4 separate regions of the Homo sapiens genome follow, and all the other regions are linked to region 2. Evidence: chromatin contacts called from ENCODE Hi-C or POLR2A ChIA-PET data. All regions are on one chromosome and are shown on one strand. Each heading gives the region's core, a stretch centred on a gene start or an enhancer-like site at or near the end of the contact. The rest is flanking DNA. Distances are from core to core; before and after follow the strand shown.

Region 1 (3,118 bases), core at 35-2,534, 1.4 Mb after region 2:
GAACACCCAAGCAACAGACTTAGAGTCTAAACAGTAAAGACCTTTAATCATCTTTTTTTTTTTTTTTTTGAGATGGAGTCTGTCGCCCAGGCTAGAGTGAGGTGGCTCCACCTCGGCTCACTGCAACCTCCACCTCCCGGATTCAAGCGATTCTCCTGCCTCAGCCTCCCTAGTAGCTGGGACTACAGGTATGCACCACCACGCCCGCCTAGTTATTTTGTTTTTTTGTTTTTTGTATTTTTAGTAGAGACAGGATTTCACCATGTTGGCCAGGCTGGTCTCGATCTCTTGACCTAGTTATCGAGACCACCTCAGCCTCCCAAAGTGATGAGATTACAGGTATGAGCCACTGCACCCGGCCAAGACCTTTAATTAACTTACACAACAAAGTCTGGAGATAGGCAGTTCCAAGCATGGTACAGCAGCTCAATGATATCATCAAGTATTTGGGTGTTTTCTATCTTTGCCCTCAACCATCTTCAGCACGTGAGTTTTTCTTTCCTTTTTTTTTTTTTTTTTGAGACGGAGTCTCGCTCTTGTTGCCCAGGCTGGAGTGCAGTGGCACAATCCCGGCTCACTGCAACCTCTGCATCCCGGGTTCAAGTGATTCTCCTGCCTCAGCCTCCCGAGTAGCTGGGATTACAGGCGCCCACCACCACGCCCGGCTAATTTTTGTATTTTTAGTAGAAATGGGGTTTCACCATGTTGGCCAGGATGGTCTCGACCTCCTGATCTCGTGATCCACCCACCTCGGCCTCCCAAAGTACTGGGATTACAGACCTGAGCCACCGCGCCCGGCCTGCACGTGAGCTTTTCATCTGGAAACTTGTCCCCTCATGGTCAGTCCTCACACCACCCCACTTACAGAAGAAAAAAATGGAAAGGTGAAGTCTCCTCTGGAAGCTTCGTCTTTTTATCTGGGAGGAAAATATTTCCCAGAAGCTGCCTTCTTTTAATTTCTGTCAGACTCTAGACTACCCTCAAATTTCACTGGACCTGCGATTACAATATTACCTAGCAATAAGAATCAAAAGAATCGAACATCATTGAGTGGGAAAAATCCTCTGCAAGTACAGCCAAGCCTTTTCTGAGGCTATTTTTAAACTTACAAATCAGAGGACAATCGCGACATTAGAGGAAAATTACCCAGGTTTACGCCATCACTAACGATGATAGCTTACGATGATAGCTAACCCAGCTCTTCAACTTCCTTTCAATCTCCAGAAAAGGCTCTCTGCGTGCTAATGGTAACGTGGCTTTACAGATTTTTACCCACTTCAAATATGGCCGCCAAGCTCCGTTCTCTTTTACCGCCTGATCTGCGGCTACAATTCTGGCTTCATGCCCGCCTCCAAAAGTGCTTCCTCTCGAGGGGTTGTGGTTCTTACTGCGCAGGCGCAAAAGCAAGTCCTCTTCCGGGCAAAATGGCGATGGGACTAATGTGCGGACGCCGGGAGCTTCTGCGCTTGCTACAGTCCGGGCGTCGGGTAAGGATGCCCCGGGGCAGAGCACCGGGATGCTGCCCTGACCCAGTGAACCAGGCCCCAGGACAGCTCGTGCTAGGGGTATCAGCAGACGCTGACCTGCTCACCGGGACCTGAATGTCATGACCTCGGGTCATGTGAGGACGCGCTAGGGTTAGTCCCCGACACTATGGGCCCAGCAGCCCGGTGTCAGCTTCTGGAATTGGCTTGGCTCCTGGCGAGAGCACCTCGGCCTCGTTCTCAGGGCCCTCCGATGTGGGTCTGCGATAACTGAGATGCGGGGAACCCAGGTTCGAGCTTCGCTCTGCAGGCACCACCCGCTGCATGCCTTCGGGCTAGCGGTCTGCGCGCGGTGATAGCAATGTCCTCCCCTGTAGTGGCCGAGCTGCCTGCTTCTTGGGGAGTTAGCATAATGAATCCCGTTTGCACCCACGCGAGGACTTCTGCTCCCGGTAAAGGGGCTCCATCATCCTTTTACACGCTCAGGTCCACAGCGTCGCAGGGCCCTCGCAATGGCTTGGGAAACCGCTGACCACACGGCTCCTATTCCCAGCAGCCCCGTGCTGCTGTCGCCCACACTACCTCTTCCTTGCGGCTTCCGGCCCCCGCAGCCTCAGTACCTCTGCTATCTCTTTTGCAGAAGTCCAGGTAAGAGGCCTTTCGTTCCTGCAATATTAGGAGTGGTGTTTCCTGGTTGGTTTCATATTTTGTTTTGTTTGGGAGCAGGGGGAATATGGAGCAGAGTTCTTGTCCACGCTCCACACAGCTCTCCAAAATGATAGCATCTCTGCTTAGGATGGATTTTCAATTCAGTGGGGAAATGATTGAAAGTACAACAGGAGAGATGTTATATTTGGTTTTCTGAGCTGTTTTAAAGAAAAGCAATTGTTTCATGTTAATATATGGCAAAAATCATGATAGTGATATTCAAATGGCTGAAGTTTGGAAAACAGTGATAAAAGAAATAACTTCCCAGCATGAAGGGAAGTCATGGATTCTTACTCAAAGTAACTTCTCTTCCTAACTATTGATAAAAATGAGATGTCCTTTTTAAGCTTGAAATCTGCAGACACTAGGCTAACCTGGAAGAACAAGAAGTAGAGAGAACAGAACCCAGTACTGGTTATTATAAAAAGATCTCACTTGCTTTGTGTTCGCTACTGAATAAATATAATACAAGGCTTTCTTTCACACAGGTTCAGGCCCCTCCTGTTGTTGCTGCAACTCCCTCACCCACAGCAGTACCTGAGGTGGCTTCTGGAGAGACTGCAGATGTAGTCCAAACTGCTGCAGAGCAGAGCTTCGCTGAACTGGGGCTGGGGTCATACACCCCAGTGGGACTGATCCAGAATTTACTGGAATTTATGCATGTTGATCTGGGCCTACCTTGGTGGGGGGCCATTGCTGCATGTAAGGGGAATATACCCTGGACATGGGTTAGGGATTTAACCTCATAGATGGCAATTCTTTGAATGGATTCAGGAAGTAGTTGCAGAAGCTCTGGGGTCAGAAGAGCAGATGATTTCAAATGAGCAATAGAGGTTCATGATACCTAGATGCACTCTGCCTATATTTCTTAAAGAGCATTATAAAACCACCAGATCATCTGGGATTCAAGAAGTGTAGATATTTGA
Region 2 (3,478 bases), core at 770-3,269:
TATCCCACTATCTTTCTGCTATATCCAGGAGGATAAGCGACTAGATTTAACCCAGAAAACTACTATCTCTGATTAAGTGTATCAGAATGAAAGCACTGTAGGGTGAAAAGACTGCATACACAAAGAACTTCTACAGGTGGGTTCTGGACACATTAACACAAAAGCAGAAAGTCTTATTCAAGTAAGTTTTTCATAATAGCCACAGGTTTTGTTAACTGGTACATTTTTACATAGATTTGGCTCATAACTTTACACCATCAGTGTCTTATCAATATCTAACATTCTCCCAAGATGATGTCATTAAGGTAGTAAGAGGGCCAAGATAAACTTTAAAGATTTTTGAGATACAAAAAAAAATGGTGGGTGGGAAATAACTTTCATGGATTTAAAGACTATCAGTTTTATTAGGTTTGCCAACCTGTCTTCAGGCCACAGTTAATTTGTCATGTAGAGGAAGTGAGAGCTATAGATTAGTTTTCATGAATGGTATAGAGAGAATGAAATTATTTGATGAATCTGAATCACTGGGACTAGAAACAATTTTCATACCAAAGGTTCACAGTTTCAGGGTTTATGGGTACAAGAGAGGGCTTCGGATTTTTAGTACTTACTGATCATTAGAAAGTATCAAGGTTTTAAAATGTTTTTCTAACATCGATTATGTTTGAATAATATGACACTGAGAGAAGCTGCAAAAAATCATTTGGTAGAAATTAATCAAAAAATTAAAAAAAATAAAATGTTCAGTATTCATCTAGCATTTAGTTCTTATTTTTCCTTTTCATAAAATGCAAGAGAATCAATTTTATTTTCAATTATCTAATGTATTTAGCCCCAAAAGATGAAACATGCACAGACAGCTTTAATATGAATGGCAAGGAAACGACCAATTTTAATGGCTTGGTTTTAGTAGATGACCAGTTTGAAAGATAATTTACAATGCTGAAATGAGAGCTGATCATTTTTCTCAAAACGTTTTTCAGGTTAAAAAAAAATCTTTATTAGCTGTATCTTCCCTTGATGACAGGGTTCAGGGGCAAGACTTAAGCTAGCCAACTCAGACTGCATCACAGAATGCAACCAAATGTTTGCTCAATTAGTAAGTTAACATCATAAAAATAAGTTTTAACTGTGGACGTTTTTAGAGCAGCAAAACTGCCGAATCTTTAAAAAACTGGGAACTGCCACAGCTCTTTTAATGAACACGTGCCCCGGATACGCTACCAAGGAACTAATAAGGTTTTAGGCATCGTTTTGTTTTGTTTTGTTATTACTAATGCCTGCAGGCTTTCAGCGTTAGGTCCCTCTCTGTAACCCACAGCAGGGCCTAGAACATGAGGCGGTTGCGCGTGAGCAGTATTTCTTTTTTTAACTCCAGCAAAAGCCCCGCAAACGATAAACGCTAAAAGCCCGATTGACATCCTCCTTGCCCTTCCATCTCTCCTTTACGAAGACGGTTATAATCCTGGCGGGACCAGGGGTGGAATATTGTGGTTCTGGAGGGACAGAGCGAGTGCGTGAGAACACGGCAGGGGAGGGCAGCAAGACGTGACCACGGAGTAGGAGGGAAGGATGTTGCCTCTTCTAGGGCGGGAAGAGACTGCGAGAGGTGCTGCTATGCATGACCAAGGCTGGCACGCGGGGAAGATGGTGATGGCCGCAGGACAGGGTGAATGCGGGGGATTCCCTGTTAAGGGGCAGCGTTCGTGGCCGCCTCCGGTGAATGATTCGGGAGCAACGAAAAGGGTGAGGCACAGAACCCGGGAATTCCTGACCGAAAGAGAAAAAAGGGCGCCGAGAAACAGGGTTATTATGGGATGGCTAAGGGGGCTCCCTAGGAAAAATTACAGGATCTTCCTCACCCGCCAATTGCTGTACAGTCTCTTCACTCGCCGATAATAAGCGTCTTTGTCCAGAGTCACAGCCATAGCCCCGGACGCCGCTTCTCCTCGGGTTCCGAGAATCACGCGAGGTCCCGGCTCAGCCACCCGCTCTCGGCCCAGGAATCCCGCACTCTCCCAATGACCCGGAAGTATCGACCTCAAAGATGCCCTTTCCGCTTCCGGGTCCCAACAGCGTTAGGTTTTTTTTTTGTTTGTTTGTTTGTTTTGTTTTTTTCCAACCCTCTTTCGGATGGACGGGGGAAAGAGAGAAAGAAAAACGAGGGAAAATCAACAAAATGTGCGATGCAAAGAGTCGATTTTCGCGGGGTTTGTCAACTTCGCCACTGCCGCACGCGAATCGACGTCGTCACGTGACGGTCTGCCTCCGCCCTTATTAACTCTCAGCCCAGCGGCGGTTTCCAGGACCTCAGACTTTTTGCCGAGGCGGCAGTCCCTAGACGAAGCGAAGGAGGCGGCGCCTGCCCCGCCCACAAGAGCTGCCGCGCGCGGGTGTTATAGCTCCACCCCATCTGCAAAGGAAGGGGGAGCGGAAAGAGCGGGATCTAGCGTGGGATAAAAGTGGGACTACTACAGTGTAACTGGGCATGCGCCCCTCCTAGAAATGATGGGAATGCAAAAGCCCTTGACTGCTCCAGGACTCGAGGGATCCTCGGTGCCAGGATGCTGGGTCAAGCGCTCCGCCGGGACAGAGGACTCATACCAGGGAAATGGAGCCCAGCCTCGTGATAAACTACGACCCAAGCTGGGGGAGGAACCTAGTTTTCGAAAGGAAAATAATATGCGCAAGCTTTAACTGAGCAGTGGGATGGTGTAAGTCAGAGGAAACAGATGACTTGAGGGGCTCTACAAACTTTTAGTTCCTTCCCACAACCCCACCCCCTGAGCCCAAGTCGCGGCAGCATCCTTCCAGTCGGCCAGTCCCCTTGCTGCAGTTCATGAAAACTGGCACTATTCTATGGCTTCCCCCAAATAACCGTTACTTCAGTTAATTAGAAACAAAACATAAATGGTTCCTGATGACATTCTTGCTCCCTGTCTCTTCTAAAAACTTGGAGTTTGAATCCAGAAGTTTGCCTACCTACCATTTACCTTAAATAATTCCCTTGCCTTTAGCCAGCTGGACAGTCTACATTTGTATATACCCTTTAGAGGAGTACAGATGACTTGTCTGCTGTAAGGCAATTTAGTATAAACAGTATTGAACTTAAGGAAAGTGGTGCTGAAATTACCCACCATTAACAACTCAAAATCAATACACTGGGTTTGAGCAAACATAGAACAAAGGAAGAGTGGAAAAGGATTAACTTAAATTTATTAATGCCAAGGGGAAAGAAGGTAACAGTTCCTGACCCTCCAGCTGTATCCACAGTTCGGCCAGGAACAGGCTCTGCCAGAGGCTAGGGCCAGCGCTACATAGTCTGTGGTTAATGGAGGTGACTAGGGAGGGGTGAGCACACCAGCTGCTCTAGTCTCCTTTCCTTCCCCAGAAATGAGGAAGTGGTCATGTATTATTTTAGGAGTTCCCCTGCCCACCCAATCCTCTCATAATTGGGAGCAATCAGGTACATTTTTTT
Region 3 (3,397 bases), core at 10-2,509, 1.6 Mb after region 2:
TTTATTTAACATTTTAAATTTCAAATGATGGCAACATGTTTAAGTAGAAAGTCCTGAAAACAACTGACTAGGTCTAAAAAAGAGAAAAAGATCTTCAATCTTGGGATGCGTTGCCAACACAACATGACAGTAGATGTCACACTTAGGTTTGCAAAAAATATAAGCATTTGGGGTTCATTTCAGTATTGGTCTAATTTAAATAAATGTGAAACGAGCCTTAAAAATGTACTTTCCAGTACTTTTGGTATTTTTCATAAATATTTAGATAAAAAAGAAAGACAATTCATCTCCTTTAGACAGACAGTTCAGGGTAAGACTGTCCATAATTTTAACTATCCCTTTCCTCCCAAGTCACATTTTTGTTAGGACTAAATATATCATACTCTTGGCAGTTCCCTTGCTTGCTTTCTCCCCATTCTGAGTTTGAATTTTCTGCATGACTGAGTTCACCTCCAAACTATGAAAAATAAAAGTTTTCTCACTATTTAATAGATGTGTATGATATGGTATCACTCAGATGATATATGTTTTTATAATGGGTGCTTGACTCATTCAGGGTCATGCTAGCAATAGACTTCCTTAAATGTGATTACTGAAAGCATGGCAATTCATATCATAATCTTCATTTTAAGAAATAAATAAGGAAAACGGCCACTTAAAGCTCCTGCTGTGTTGGTCAGTCCTACTCCTCCACTTCAAGGTGCAAAATGGCTCACCTGTCAAAAGGTTCTCTCAAAACCTATTTTTATCAGAAATGAGCTCCTTATCACACAAGAGCAGCTAAGTAAATACCACAAAATACTATTTTCCCACATTTTAAAAGAGTGACTCGACTAATGGTCTGCAAAAAATCCAAGACCTTATTTTTAGGGGTAAAAAAGAGAGCTGTAGACCCAGAAGGCCGAATGCGGTCTTTAAAGGATTCCACGTAATCTGAAAATTCCACGTATATTTCTATAGCAGGATGAGAATTTTTAGCCCAGTATAGCACAGTCCTTTTTATTTACATTTGCTAAGATTACATTGGTAAGATTAATATTTCCGATTTCAGGTTTGCCTAAAGGACCCACTGCATTTATGGAGAAACTGAAAAATGAAAAAGTAGCTCCTAGAACTCGTGCCAGCGAGAACTTGGTAAATGTTAGTTGATTAAATATTAGTCAAGGATGACAAGGTGGACCCCAGGGAGGGCAGAACCGTTTCCGATGGGTCAGTGTGATTCAGCTACGGGAAAGGCGATCGCAGCGACGCGGGAAGCAGAGATCGGCGACTGCTCAAGAGGCCTCAGGGGACAGGGTGACTCGCCACTGTGCCCTACCATACAGTGCGCTCTGGGAGTCCCGGGTAAAGGGGGTCATTCCCGCGAGGGATGCGGAGAGCAGAGCGGCCGGAGGAGCGGCTAGGGATCTCGCCGGGTCACCGGGGAGGGTAGACTACGTAGCCCCGAGAGCTTTGAGAACTTGGGCTGAAGGCGGCGCTCGCCGTGAGAACTGACGCGGAGGTGCAGCTTTGCAGCCCTACAGATGTTCTACCGCGTGTGCCTGGCGCTACCGCACGGGCTGACTCAGCTAGGCAGAGGCGGAGGCGGGCGCGCGGGAGACAGAACTATCCGCGGCGCCTGCCCGTGTACCCGGCTACCGCGCGCACGCGGGGAGACACCGCCCCGTTTGCCTTCTGGCTCCCGGTGATTGGCGGTTAGACGATGGCTGGGGAGCAGGGTCACGGACACTATTGGCTGCAAACAACAGTCACTCAAAAAGTCAGGTAGGGGAGGGGCCTCCTCAGGGAGGGACAAGACTGTGAGGCTTTTTCAAGGCCGTCAGACGCCATCTTTAGCTTGTTTTTGTTTACTTGCTTTTGTTCTCTGCTGCTCACAAACCTGTGTGTACACGATTATAAGCACAGTGGCCACAAATCGGCGTCACACGTTGGGTGGTGGCCGACTTTTAGTTACTGCTGGCCTCGGTTACATTTCTTTCACATGTCACCTGCAAATTAGCAGCTCCTCACAGTTCAAAGAAGTTTCCAATACTAGGGGCCCCGAGGATTCCCAGGCAAAATCAACAGAGTTTAGTTTTGCTTTGCTTTGGAAGGCCAAGCCAACGATATATATGTGCGAGGAATTCTCTCCTTTCTTAGGAAGAAAAAGCAAGAACAGTGGATATGACCCTACGTTCCTGGATGTAGAAATCAAATAGCCTAGGAAATCAGGGATACGGGCTCTGCACTGTTCAGGGAGAGCTCTCCCTATTTTTTGAGACGCTAAAAAGTAAGGTAAAAAGTATATGTGATGACCTGTAGTGATGTGGAAAAGAGCTAAAAAGGGTAAAACTCCATTAAAAATTCCCGTAACTGGCCGGGCGCGGTGGCTCACGCCTGTAATCCCAGCACTTTGAGAGGCAGAGGCGGGCGGATCACCTAAAGTCAGGAGTTGGAGACCAGCCTGACCAACATGGTGAAACCCCGTCTCTACTAAAAATACAAAAATCAGCCCGGCATGGTGGCACATGCCTGTAATCCCAGCTACTCGGGAGGCCGAGACAGGAGAATCGCTTGAACCCAGGAGGCGAAGGTTGCAGTGAGCCAAGATCGCACCATTGCCACTGCAGCCTGGGCAACAAGAGCGAAACTCCGTTTCAAAAAAAAAAAAAAAAAAAAAAAAAACTCCCATCACTGTTGTGATCACAAAGATCACTAAAATGTGACTAGATTTCAAAGAAATGCAGGTCTGAAATTGTGGAATAATCCACAGTCGAGCCAGTATTTATTAAGCACTGGTCTGACTTGAATTGTTAGAGAATAAAAATACACTCAGCACAAGTAAGAAACCCAGAAAGCCCAAACAGGGCCACTTTTGTTATAAATTTGTACAAGTAACTTTATTGCAGTCAGTATTTAGGAGTCAAATACTGCTTGAAATAGAGTAGGATGCTAGCTGTGTAATAGAAATGCATTATTATACAGAAGTTTTGTTGTAATGAAATTTAAATTCTACAGTAGATTTTTTTTTTTGTCTCCTGGTTGTCACTGCATTTGTGACATTCCAGTTTCTCCCTCAGCACCTCATATACCTCCTATGCTTTCACTCCAATCTGCGAATACAAATTTGGATACAGATATTTTCCATACAACTTCTAATGAGGAGATAGTGATTCTGTAACAGAATGAAGTGAAAATAGGGCTCCTATAACAGGAGGTTCTGCTCTGCGAGCCTGTTTTTCTCTAATTCATATACTTTTTTCTGTGACTCTTAGAAATGAGAAGCTTTCCATTCTAAAAATGCAACATGATAACCAAAAGGCATTTCTTATCCCTTCTATTATTTGCCTTTGCATCCTCTTGGCTCCCCATCACCATCACCATGAACAGTTTTTGAGAATTACACTTGACTGGATTT
Region 4 (3,337 bases), core at 292-2,791, 1.9 Mb after region 2:
TGACTCCCTTGGACCGCTCCCGCCAATCCTGGTCTCTCCTACTCCTCCCCGCCACATCGGGTCGCCCCGCCCCCGGGTGCCTTTGGTGTTTTCCGCCGTCGGCCGCAGGCGCCTCGTCTCAGATAAAGTGGATCCAGCCCTGCGGCTCCGGAGCTCCGCCACTGCCCGGGTGCTCGGGCCCACGTAGAGCATAGTCACGGCCGCCGTTGTTGTCCCAGAACTCGTGACCTGTCACACGGTAGCGCAAGGCGAAGAGCAGGGCGCCCCCAATCGGCGGCGCGGGCAGGCGGAAGGCGAAGCGGTCGGCGCGCGGCGGGGGCGGGGCCGGACCGGCGTAGGCGGCTGGCGCCTCGCGTTGGCTCCGCCAGCCGTCGGCGCTCCAGCGCACGCTCACGCGCTTCTCGTAGGCCAGGTCCACCACGCGCGCGCTCCCGGCCACGCCCAGCGGGCCCGCCTCGGCGCGTTCCAGGCAGATGCGCTGCGTCAGCAAGCGGGCGGCGAAGCCGGGCTCGCTGGCCGGCTCCAGGGCGGCGCGCGCCTCCTGGGGGAAAGAAGAAGCGGGAGGAGGGAGCCCAGGGCGGAGAGAGGGGAGAGACAGGGGGCGGTGTCAGAGCAAGGCACTGGACCAATCAGAGGCCGACCCCGGCGTCCAGGCCGGCAGAGTGCGGCCCAGCTGCCAGGGTGGCCTAGAGCCACTCGCAGATGGGGTCCCCAAAAGGGATGGGCAGGCGCAAGCCCAGGGATGGGATGGAGATGGGTGCTCTTTGGCAAATCCACTCCCACAAGCCCGCTGCGGCCGACTGGAGGAGGTCCCCAGGAGGGGAGGTGCCCCCGCCGCCTACCTGGAGGCCGCGGGCGCGGGGCTGGCAGGGCGCGAAGTGGCGGAGGGCGTCCCTCTGCAATTGGATCTGCACGTGGCGGGGCACCCGGGGCAGCTCACCGGGACGGAAGCGGCGCACGACAGCCAGCTCCAACCCCAGTGCGTCGGCGAAACGCACTCTCTTGCGGGTGTCTGGGCTACGGCTGCGGGGCGCCCGGGCCCCGCCGCCTCCGGCTGGTGCAGATCGGGCCCGGCGGCCCCGACTCGGTGCGTGAGCGCGGGATCGGGCCCCGAACCGCGTCCCGCCCTCGCCTGGCTCCTCCTCCGGCTCCTCCTCGAGGCTGGGCCGCTGGCTACGGTAGTAGGCGCGCTCCGTTAGCGCGGCGATGAAGCTCAGGTTGCGGGGAATGTCGGTGCCCGGGGGCCGCTCACGGGACATGGCAGCCCCTTCCCCGGCGGGGCCAGCTCGCAGCGCCACCGCGCTCCCCTCTCTTCCTCTCTCCCGCCCGCCCCGCGTCAGCGCAGAAGTCGCTGGGTCCGCTTCTGCAGCCCCTCGCTGCTGTGTATTCTCCTTGCAGACACCTCCAGGATCCTCCACCTCCCGTTGCTTTGCCTCTCCTCTGTGACCACCCTTCCCTCCCTCTGGCCGTCAGCTTCCAGGGTCTTAGACTATCACATCCTGCCTCCTGCTAGCGGTCTGCTCTGAGCGTGCGCTCAACTGCACTCACCCTCCGGTTCCAAGGCCCTCACGGCCCGGGCGCCCCCGCCCACAGCCCTCTGACAGGTGGCTCCGCTTGTCTTCGCTGCTGCACCAGGGGGCGGGGACTCCACCTTTGCGGTCCCGAGTGAAGCTACTCAACCTTTTAAAAAAAACATCCACGGACGGGACGCGATGGCTCACGCCTCAAATCCCAGCACTTTGGGAGGCCGAGGTGGGAGGATCGCTTGAAGCCTGGAGTTCAAGACCAGCCTGGGCGTCATAGTGAGACCCCTGATCTCTACAATAATAATAATAATAAAATGTAAAAAGTCCTCAACTTTTCCGGCACAGCACAGGAAAGGTTAACGCCGGGAAGAAAAAATAACCTTTCATTTTCTTGCAGGGGAAGGTTCAAAACGCCCAGCATGTGACTTTATCTTTGGGGTTCACTGTTTTCTTTTCTGAAACCTAGGCTCCTGGTTTGGGCAGGGGGTGGTGGTGCGTGCAAAGAAGGAAAGGTCATGAAAGCTAGGTAGAGTCTTTCAAATAGAAGGTGAGAATATGGCACCCGAACTGAGAACTGCAGGAAGACCTAGCTTCTAGTGACCTTGAGCAAGCAAGGCATAACTTCTCTGGAGTCAGTGTTCTCGTGTGTGTGTGTGTGTGTGTGTGTGTGTGAGTGTGAGATGGAGTCTCGCTCTGTCGCCCAGGCTGGAGTGCAGTGGCGTGATCTCGGCTCACTGCAACTTCTGCCTCCCCGGTTCAAGCGGTTTTCCTGCCTCAGCCTCCTGAGTAGCTGGGATTACAGGCGTCCACCACCACGCCCGGCTAATTTTTGTATTTTTAGTAGACACGGGGTTTCACCATCTTGGCCAGGCTGGTCTTGAACTCCTGATCTCAGGTGATCTGCCCGCCTCGGCCTCCCAAAGTGCTGGGATTACAGGTGTGAGCCACCCCTGAACTCAGAGCCATACTCTGAACTCAGTGTTCTTATCTGTAAAAAAGTGGTGGAGTTCTGATTTCTAATCCAAGTGTAAGCCCTTTGAGGGCAGGGGCTTTGTCTGATTCATGGTGAGTTTTAGTATATGGTAGGCACTCAAATTATTGAATGAACAAGCACCCAACAACTCTCTTGGAGTTGGGACTGTGGAATTATAGGTCCAGTGGGAGCTTCCAAGAAGGGCAGAGCTGGCTTTTTCCCCTTTCATTTTTTTTTTTTAACATTAGTGAAAAAAAAAAGTGAAGTTGTTTTTAGTTTTTTTCTAACTTTCCTACTGATCTAATATAGCACTTACAATGTGCTAGGTACTGTTGTAAGGGTTTTACAAATACTAACCCATGTAATACAACCATCAGAGGAATAGAGACTATTATGTCTAGTTTAAAGATGAGAGAATTGAGGGAGAGAGGGGAGAGGACTCTTACCCAGGGTCACATAGTTAATAATTGGGGAGGTGGGATTAGGACCTAAACAGTTTAGCTCTAGAGTCCACGCTCTTACCCGCTTGGTTATATAAGATTAAAACATTTAACAATAATAGTTAACATCCTCAGAGTGTTAAAAGAGGGAATATTAGAGTAGAAATGAAGTCTCTAAATTTAAAGCAGCAGGATAGTTTAACTGTAAAACCACAAGTGACTAAGTTGAAAATAAACCATGAGACACATGTTATCTTATTATTATACAATTCATTCCTGTTTACATGCATTCGCACTAGTATTGACTGTAGCAATACTAGTTAGCTAGGACTCATTTTTAAAGCAATATTGACTTTTTAAATTTTACACGTATATAGAATGCATGGATGTATTCTCTT

What was found. Hi-C counts contacts between places; a loop is a spot of excess contacts on that map. ChIA-PET counts read pairs that join two places held with the same protein, here RNA polymerase II (POLR2A). Pooled maps may share reads with other maps.
Region 1: a loop to region 2 is called in a pooled map, with 8 times the contacts of the local background. The contact joins the promoter of OXA1L-DT here to the promoter of SUPT16H in region 2. A Hi-C loop is called at or near these places in 8 of 50 pooled maps.
Region 3: a pooled map shows a loop between it and region 2 (11-fold over the local background). The contact joins the enhancer-like site here to the promoter of SUPT16H in region 2. A Hi-C loop is called at or near these places in 5 of 50 pooled maps. POLR2A ChIA-PET finds 5 or more read pairs at or near these places in 2 of 52 experiments (OCI-LY7 and activated T-cell).
Region 4: a loop to region 2 is called in a map of B cell, with 17 times the contacts of the local background. The contact joins the promoter of PPP1R3E here to the promoter of SUPT16H in region 2. A Hi-C loop is called at or near these places in 1 of 168 maps with a recorded cell type or tissue (B cell), 3 of 37 single-sample maps with no recorded cell type and 12 of 50 pooled maps.

What each region holds. Positions count from the first base shown.
Region 1 is chr14:22,765,278-22,768,395 of GRCh38, forward strand. OXA1L-DT (OXA1L divergent transcript) reads right to left here and starts at 1,285. Exons shown (of 3, transcript XR_001750638.3): 1 at 1,147-1,285. It overlaps OXA1L (OXA1L mitochondrial inner membrane insertase), which reads left to right and starts at 1,411. Exons shown (of 10, transcript NM_005015.5): 1 at 1,411-1,487; 2 at 1,971-2,132; 3 at 2,681-2,894. The coding sequence starts at 1,425. RefSeq lists enhancers at 6-569, 570-1,132, 1,133-1,696, 1,290-1,519.
Region 2 is chr14:21,382,000-21,385,477 of GRCh38, forward strand. SUPT16H (SPT16 homolog, facilitates chromatin remodeling subunit) reads right to left here and starts at 2,020. Exons shown (of 26, transcript NM_007192.4): 1 at 1,863-2,020. The coding sequence starts at 1,928. CHD8 (chromodomain helicase DNA binding protein 8) reads right to left here. Exons shown (of 38, transcript NM_001170629.2): 38 at 3,200-3,478. LOC107984643 (a long non-coding RNA gene) reads left to right here and starts at 2,274. Exons shown (of 2, transcript XR_001750627.2): 1 at 2,274-2,714.
Region 3 is chr14:23,005,517-23,008,913 of GRCh38, forward strand. The region is part of intron 1 of C14orf93 (chromosome 14 open reading frame 93); the gene reads right to left. LOC124903286 (a long non-coding RNA gene) reads left to right here. Exons shown (of 2, transcript XR_007064075.1): 2 at 1,052-3,397. Among named protein-coding and RNA genes, the nearest start is that of C14orf93, 2.9 kb to the right of the region's middle. RefSeq lists enhancers at 1,125-1,494, 2,428-2,988 and a silencer at 1,655-1,704. Within about 2 kb of position 1,260, at least 6 of the 41 ENCODE cell types and tissues checked have a DNase peak (open chromatin) inside an H3K27ac peak, as active enhancers do.
Region 4 is chr14:23,301,318-23,304,654 of GRCh38, forward strand. It overlaps PPP1R3E (protein phosphatase 1 regulatory subunit 3E), which reads right to left and starts at 1,542. Exons shown (of 5, transcript NM_001276318.2): 1 at 843-1,542; 2 at 1-541. The coding sequence starts at 1,259. The coding sequence ends at 119. RefSeq lists an enhancer at 1-178 and silencers at 239-668, 679-738, 819-1,328.